2 separate regions of the Homo sapiens genome follow, and region 1 is linked to region 2. Evidence: chromatin contacts called from ENCODE Hi-C or POLR2A ChIA-PET data. All regions are on one chromosome and are shown on one strand. Each heading gives the region's core, a stretch centred on a gene start or an enhancer-like site at or near the end of the contact. The rest is flanking DNA. Distances are from core to core; before and after follow the strand shown. Region 1 overlaps NFIX (nuclear factor I X). Region 2 overlaps CACNA1A (calcium voltage-gated channel subunit alpha1 A).

Region 1 (4,599 bases), core at 1,939-4,438, 200 kb before region 2:
TGACCTGAGGCCCATGACTTTAAAAGCTCAGGATGTGCGCTGGGCGCAGGAGCTCACATCCGTAATCAATGCCAGCACTAGGAGGCCCAGACCAGAGGGTCGCTTGAGCCCAGGGGTTCGAGACCAGCCTGGGCAACATAGGGAGAACTTGCCTCTTCTAATAGTTAAAAAGGGGTGGTAGCATGCACCTGTGGTCCCAGCTACTTGGGAGGCTAAGTAGCTGGGACCACAGCTGCATGCTACCACCCCCAGCTAATTTTTTAGGAGAGCTAGGAGGGTCCTTAAGCCCAGGAGTTTGAGGCTGCAGTGAGCTATGATGGCACCACTGCATTCCAGCCTGGGTGACAGAGCAAGACCCTGTCTCAAAAAAAGCAAAAAAGAAACAGAAAAGAAAAAAAGCTCAGGGCCCGGATACTGCAGGGAGAGAAGTACAGGAGCACATGAAACGTACCCAGCTTTATGAAACCATTGCTGAGCCTCCTTCTGGGGGCCAGACAGGCAAGGTGGGGAGGGGTAGGTCTGAGAAAAGAGCTAGACTGAGTGAATGAAACAGCCCCAATCCCCAGGGTGTGGGGGTTGAGAACCCTGGTCTGGAGTTGGTCCCTCCAGGAAGATGTAGGTCCCCACTCTTCCCCGGAGCCACCGTCTCACCTTTCTCTTGTCCCATCCCCCATCCTCATTTGCCTCCTCTCATCTTAGTCCTCCACCATTAGGATTCACACATCCACATGCACGTGCACACAAGCGCATAGATCCCGGGATTCGTGCACATCGGGATTTTCACATGCACTCACACACATAGACAAATCTGGGAAGTCTGTCCCATACTTAATTGAATTAAAGGACTGGGGTTTGGCAGGACATTGTGTATCTGAGCTGCAGCCTCTTGCAGCCGTTTCAAGGGCTGATGGTTCAGTCTCCCTGTAATTCCAGCCGCTGCTGCTCCCTGTGGGCAGGTGGCTGGGTCTGCGCCTGTCGCCTCTCCCCTTCCCCTTCTCTCTCCTTTTACTTCCTAGGCCAGAGCCCCCCAGCACAGGGCCTGGGGAGGCTGGGGACACCCAGTGTATTCCTCCTCCCTTCTCCCACTTGCATTCTGGGAGCTAGTGGGAGGTTAGGGCCTCCTGAGGAGGAGGTACCCCCAGCGTGAGGCCAGGGGACTGTCAGAATAGAACAGTCCAGGCAAATCCCTCCTTCCAGGTTTTCTGCTGCCCATTCTTGGAGTGGGAGCTGGAGGCTGCTTGCCACTGGTTGGAAAGTGGACACACTTCTTGGCCAAGTGTAAGCCACCTGGCTTTAAAAGGTGGAGAGTCTGGTCTAAGGACTTTGGGGAACCCTACTGGAGTGGCCAGGAGCCATAATGATTGGGGGAGTGGTGCCAGCAGATGGGGTGTGCTGCAGGGCAAGAGGGATGCTTTTTTTTTTTTTTTCTAATTTGATTTAATTAGAATTCTTTTTTTTTTTTTTTTTTTTTTTTGAGACGGAGTCTCACTCTGTATCCCAAGCTGGAGTGCAGTGGTGCGATCTCGGCTCACTGCAGCCTTTGCCTCTGGGGCTCAAGCGATTCTCTTGCCTCAGCCTCCCAAGTAGCTGGGACTAGAGGCATGTGCCACCACACCCGGTTAATTTTTTTTGTATTTTTAGTAGAGACGGGGTTTCACCATTGTTGCCCTGGGTGGTCTCGAACTCCTGAGCTCAGGCGATCCACTCGCCTCAGCCTCTCAAAGTGCTGAGATTACAGGCATGAGCCACCGCACCCGGCCAAGAGGAACGCTTTTGGCCTCCATTTCTTCCCTCCACTTCAGCCTCTGCTTTGGCAGGCTCTGGGGTGGGAGTAAGCCTGTTCTCAGCTCCCCTTTACTAGGGACAGGTAATTCCACTCTGGCTGCTCCTTGGAGAACAGAGTGGATGAACTCAGTCCCCACCTCTCAGAGGGACCTAGTACAGAGCCCAGCCCCCACTCTGAGGAAGCCTTGGATGGGCCATTCCTGGCCCAGAGCCTGAGGCCATTGGAAAGGGCCTATATCTGGAACGGGTGAAGGAGAGAGCCCGGGAGCCTCACTGTGGGTGGGAGGGGCGTGGTCAGCCAGCCTTGCCTCCTGGGGCATCAGCTCCCAGCTTGTGCTGCACCCTCTGACCACAACTTTGTGGGGCGCCTGCTGTGTGCAGAATCTACCCCGAAACCTATAGCTTAGGAGAAGCCTGGGTAAGCTGCTAATGGCTGGTAGTATGGGTGTCCAAGGACCTGTTGGAGGAGCCCAGTCCAGCCCTACATGTGTGACCCTTGGTGCCTGGCAAGGCGGGGGGGTAGGGAGCAGCCCTCGCACAGCCAGCTAGACTGTTTTGCTCTGGGGCCTGAGGATTGCGGGGCCAGGGAAGCAACCAGGCCCAGTCTGGGGCCCTGTGAAGCGATCTGCACTGCCCAGGGTCAGGGGGATGGGGGGGTCGGCCTCACCTCGGCTAACCTCCCAGCGGAACAAAGGGGCCTTTCTCCACGCCCGCCCGGGAGGGTGTGCCCGCCCGGCTGCTGCCGCCACTGCAGAGGGCGCTGATTTTTTTTTTCTTCCTGACTTTTCTCCATTTCTGTCTCTGGTTCCTGATCTCTGACTTTTATTCTCCATTTTTTCACTTTTTATGGGGATGGGGTAGAGATCTTCCTTTTCAAGTGTTTACCAATTGCAGAGACAAGTCTGCACTGCCAAAAGGTGAGGGCATCCTGGGTGCGTTAGGAATACTCCGGGAGTCACGTGGCCTTAGACCCCCCCCTCCCCCCCAAATCGAGGGCAGCTCCGTTCTGAAAGAAGCAGGCAGGATTCAGAGCGGCAGCCACACAGGGTGGGACCGGGCTCACTGGATAACCCCCAGTCAAGCTATGCACCTGGCAGGTCCCCCGCCTTCTATTCGCCCACCCATTTCGCAGTCCCCTTTCCATCCGGCCCATGCACCGCAAGCTGTTCCTAATCAATGCGAACGGGAAACTCGGCCCTCATATCACGGGATGTGTTTGGCAGCGACAGCAACAGGAGCCGCTGCCACGGGCAGCTCCTTCCTTGGTGCATAAACCAGGGTCCCAGTGGCCTGGGCCTGAGTGGGTTCTTCTCCTTCCTCTTGGGACCCCCTGGGTATGCAGAGGGAACCACATCCCCTGGAGCTCTGGGCCGGTCGCTGGCCGCGCCCCGCCGCAGCCCTCGGAGGGCAGCTAGTGTTAACTCGCTGCGCCACCTAGCTATGGCGTCCAGGAGTGCAGCGCTTCGCTCCCTGAACCGCGTCGCTTCCTGAGCCGCGCCGCTCCCTGAGCCGTGCTGCTCGGCAGCCTGGGGAAAACCTCTTTTTGGTCCTTCAGGGAGCTATGAATGAGGAATTTGGCAGCTGTCAGTCGGAGGATCAGTGTCACTTTGTTCCTTCAGCAGCCTTTGCTGTCCTTATGCAAGCTTGGTACTTTATAGTATATAAAACTCAAAGTTAAAATATGTTAAAAAAAAATCTGTAAAAATCCCCACTCACATCTCATGTTGCTGAGCAGGTCTTGGTTGTGTTGCACCAAGAAGCAGGAGAGACACACTGGAGGTCTAACAGCAGCAAGTCTAGGATTTGGAGCCTAGGCTTCTGATTCCAGGCCCAGGGCTCTATGCAGCACTCGGTGCCGTCCTATTCAACCCATCCCTGCCCAGGCTCTTAGGGCTCCAAGCTGGAAATTTGCAGTCAAAGGCCCAGATTCCTCGTATTTCCTCTGGACAGCTCTGGACAGTGGCTGCCTTCGGGTCTCCAGGGCAAGGAGAAGAGCAGGCCTGCGAGAGAGTGCTCTGCCTTCCCCTGCTGTGCTGTTCTCAGTGAGGCTCCAGTTCCTTCCTCTGGTCATTCCAGCCCTTGAGTATGGTGCAAGTATGTTCAGTCCTGTGTCTGGAACCAGCTCGGCTTTGCAGGAAGATTAGCAGCATCAGGGTTTCCACATTAATTCACTGGACATGAGTGTCGGTGGTTGGGCTGCAAGAAAGCTATTCTTTCTTCAGGAGGGGGAAGATGTCAGCTAGCTGGTGCCTCTGTTCCCTGGGTGGTCAGTGTAGCCATGGTTTGAAGAAGGATCTAGAAGGGTCTCTTTGGAGTCTTATCATCCACTGCAGCTGTGCTTTGAGATGTGGGGGATGTAGCAGCAAACAAAACCAACAGAGAGGGCTTGTCCTCAAGGGGCTGATGGTCTAGTGGGGTGTTCCTGGTCAGGACCTCCTGGCCTGAGTGGCCTGGTGGCCAGGTCTCTGGGGCTCTCATGCCTTCCAGAGCTAGAGCCTCCCACTTCCCCAGCCATGGACCAGCCAGAGGTTCCCTGTGTAGGTGGGATTTGGAGGAAAGGCTGTTTAGTTTCCAGCCTCCAGGTGGGAGAAGGGCCCCACTTAAACATCTGATTATGGTGGGCATTTGTGTTTGTTGCTTGTCCATGAGCCCAGGGTCAGTCCCTGCTCCACCAAGGCAAGTCTCTGGGTGAAGGAGGCCCCTTTGGAGTCACCAGCCTGGGTACTGAGTGCTCTCTCACAGGGGTATTGAGTGCTCTCTCACAGGGGTTGAGGAAGTTAGCACCTGAGGAGGGGAGGCAGGTGGCTTCAGCCT
Region 2 (2,666 bases), core at 83-2,582:
TCATAGGGGATGACGTGTGCATCTACTTTGAGATAAATCCATGGGTGATGGCACAACCTTACTCCTGGTGGGAGAGCTGACCCAGGGTCCAGCACCCTCTTCCAACGTGATAACTTCTAGTCCTCAGGGTGAGAGCCTCAGGCTTGCTGGGGGTGGGGTGGAGGGAGTTTAGGAGGAGGCAGAGAGACATAGGGGACATTTAGAGGTTCATCAGGCTAAGGGAGGTTGCTACTCCTTTTCAAGGCAGGAAACAAGGGTTAGTTCCAGACTCCTATCCAGACATCTGGCATCCTCCTAATTTCAATAAATAGCCATCAAGATAACAACAGGCTACCATGTGTTGCAAAATGCCACTTTACACTGGTAACAATATCACTATATATACACATACATATATATACACACACACATATAATACATATGTGTGTGTGCGTGTACATATATATATATACATATATATATATATATATTTTTGTTGTTGTTGTTTGTTTGTTTGTTTGTTTGAGATGGAGTCTGGCTCTGTTGCCCAGACTGGAGTACAGTGGCCCAATCTGGGCTCACTGCAAGCTCCGCCTCCCGGGTTCACGCCATTCTCCTGTCTCAGCCTCCCAAGTAGCTGGGACTACAGGCGTCTGCCACCATGCCCAGCTAGGTTTTTGTATTTTTAGTAGAGACAGGGTTTCACCGTGTTAGCCAGGATGGTCTCGATCTCCTGACCTCATGATCCGCCCGCCTCGGCCTCCTAAAGTGCTGAGATTATAAGCATGAGCCACTGCGCCCGGCCTATATGTATATATTTTTGAGAGGCAGGGTCTCACTCTGTCACGCAGGCTGGAGTGCAGTGGTACCATCATAGTGCATTGCAGCCTTGAACTCCTGTGTTTAAACAATCCTCCCGCCTCAGCCTCCCGGGTAGCTGGGACTACAGGTGTGTGCTACCATGCCCCGCTAACTTTTAAAATTTATTTTGTAGGATGGGCTCTCATTATGTTGCCCAACCTGGTCTCCAACTCCTGGCCTCAAGTGATCCTCCCACCTCAGCCTCCCAAAGTGTTGGAATTACAGGTGTGAGCCACTGCACCTGGCCTCTTACCTAACTTATTTGGTAATGAAACCTGATCTGATTGGACATGAAGCTCTTTATACTTGTTATTTACCCCATTTGATGTAAATAGTTACACATTTTATGGCAGAAATATTGTGTTTGATTATAGGGCTGCCTTAGACCCAGCTGAGGGTGTCATGTCCCACATGGGAATCTCAAAATATTCTCAACTTTGAAACACATCTGCCTGTAACGATTTCAAGTAAGGAACTGTGGATGTGTATTAATATCCCTCACATGACAAAGGCGGTGGCTGAAAGGTCAATCAATTTGCTTATGACTCATTCTGTGGCTCTGGGTGGTGACTCAAATTCTAAAACCGGTTTTCTTTCTACCCAAGATCCAAGCTGGTTGCAACTGAGTCACTTCCAAGGCTCATCACTTCTCCAGTCTCTGAGCCCAAGTGGCCAATGCCTCTAGCCACTTCCCCCCTGCCCACCTGCTGGTTCCAATGGGAATGTGCTGGAAAGTGGAGACCCACCGACAATCTTTCTCAAACTCTTTGGACTCGTCAGTGCAGTGGAAGAATTTCCCCTTGAAGAGCTGCACAGCCACCACGGCGAAGATGAACATGAATAGCATGTAGACGATGAGGATGTTGAAGACGTTTTTAAGTGAGTTCACCACACAGTCAAACACAGCCTGTGGGGTGGAGTTGACAGAGAGCATGAGGGGCTGGGGACCTGCCCAACCTTCTGCCTCCAGTGGCCCATCATACCAAAATACTGCCATGATCATTCCCATTTTACAGGCAAGGTCATAAGTCAAGTCACTAGGGTAAGGTCCCCCCAGCTTTCAGAAATAAGCGTTGGAGGAGTTGGACTCAATCCTGGCATTCTATGGATCTAAAACTCCCAGATGGGATACCAGAGATGCTTTTAAGTGATACAGGAGCCCAACACAGAAAAACAAGGTAACAAAGTTACTTCCTTTCCAACTCTCTCAATCCTTTTGAGTGAAGGAGAAATTTTTACTTAGTTGCTACCATGTTAACACCTACCATTGACATTTTCCCTCTTTAACCAAGAAAGAGCAGTTGTCAATGCACAAAGCCTTAGGCAGGCAGCCATATTTGGTTAGATTTCCATAACAGTATCTGTTTTCTGTCTTTAATTTTTAGTAGAGACAGAGTCTAACTATGTTGCCCAGGCTGGTCTCATTCTCCTGGGCTCAAGCAACACTCCTGCCTTGGTCTTTCAAAATGCAGGGATTACGGGTGTGACTTGATTTAAAGAAACATATTACATAAGAGATAATACTGGGGACCCCCAGGTGAAGCATAGAGTGAAAGTGGGTGCTCTAATGACTGGATTTTATTTCCCTTAATATATATATATGTTTTTGAATGACAGGCTTTTGGGAAATGCTGGTTCATGCTATTTTGGAATGGGAGATACTAGAGCCTAGAATAGGTAGATGAAAAGTCAAAATTTTATGGAACAAGAAATCTAGTTCCTGCTTCCCAGATCACGGTTATACCCTTTTAAATCCATATGATGCCTTCATGCGAATTAGGAAAAAGGATCTTAACCCCAAGACACTTCATCTAAAGAAAAACTGC

What was found. Hi-C counts contacts between places; a loop is a spot of excess contacts on that map. ChIA-PET counts read pairs that join two places held with the same protein, here RNA polymerase II (POLR2A). Pooled maps may share reads with other maps.
Region 1: a loop to region 2 is called in a pooled map, with 6 times the contacts of the local background. The contact joins two enhancer-like sites. A Hi-C loop is called at or near these places in 7 of 50 pooled maps. POLR2A ChIA-PET finds 5 or more read pairs at or near these places in 2 of 52 experiments (HepG2 and activated CD4-positive, alpha-beta T cell).

What each region holds. Positions count from the first base shown.
Region 1 is chr19:13,058,328-13,062,926 of GRCh38, forward strand. The region is part of intron 2 of NFIX (nuclear factor I X); the gene reads left to right. Among named protein-coding and RNA genes, the nearest start is that of LYL1, 42 kb to the right of the region's middle. RefSeq lists enhancers at 1,554-2,455, 2,456-3,355. Within about 2 kb of position 3,189, at least 26 of the 41 ENCODE cell types and tissues checked have a DNase peak (open chromatin) inside an H3K27ac peak, as active enhancers do.
Region 2 is chr19:13,259,864-13,262,529 of GRCh38, forward strand. CACNA1A (calcium voltage-gated channel subunit alpha1 A) reads right to left here. Exons shown (of 47, transcript NM_001127222.2): 26 at 1,587-1,747. Among named protein-coding and RNA genes, the nearest start is that of IER2, 110 kb to the left of the region's middle. RefSeq lists enhancers at 875-2,074, 1,283-1,512. Within about 2 kb of position 1,333, at least 7 of the 41 ENCODE cell types and tissues checked have a DNase peak (open chromatin) inside an H3K27ac peak, as active enhancers do.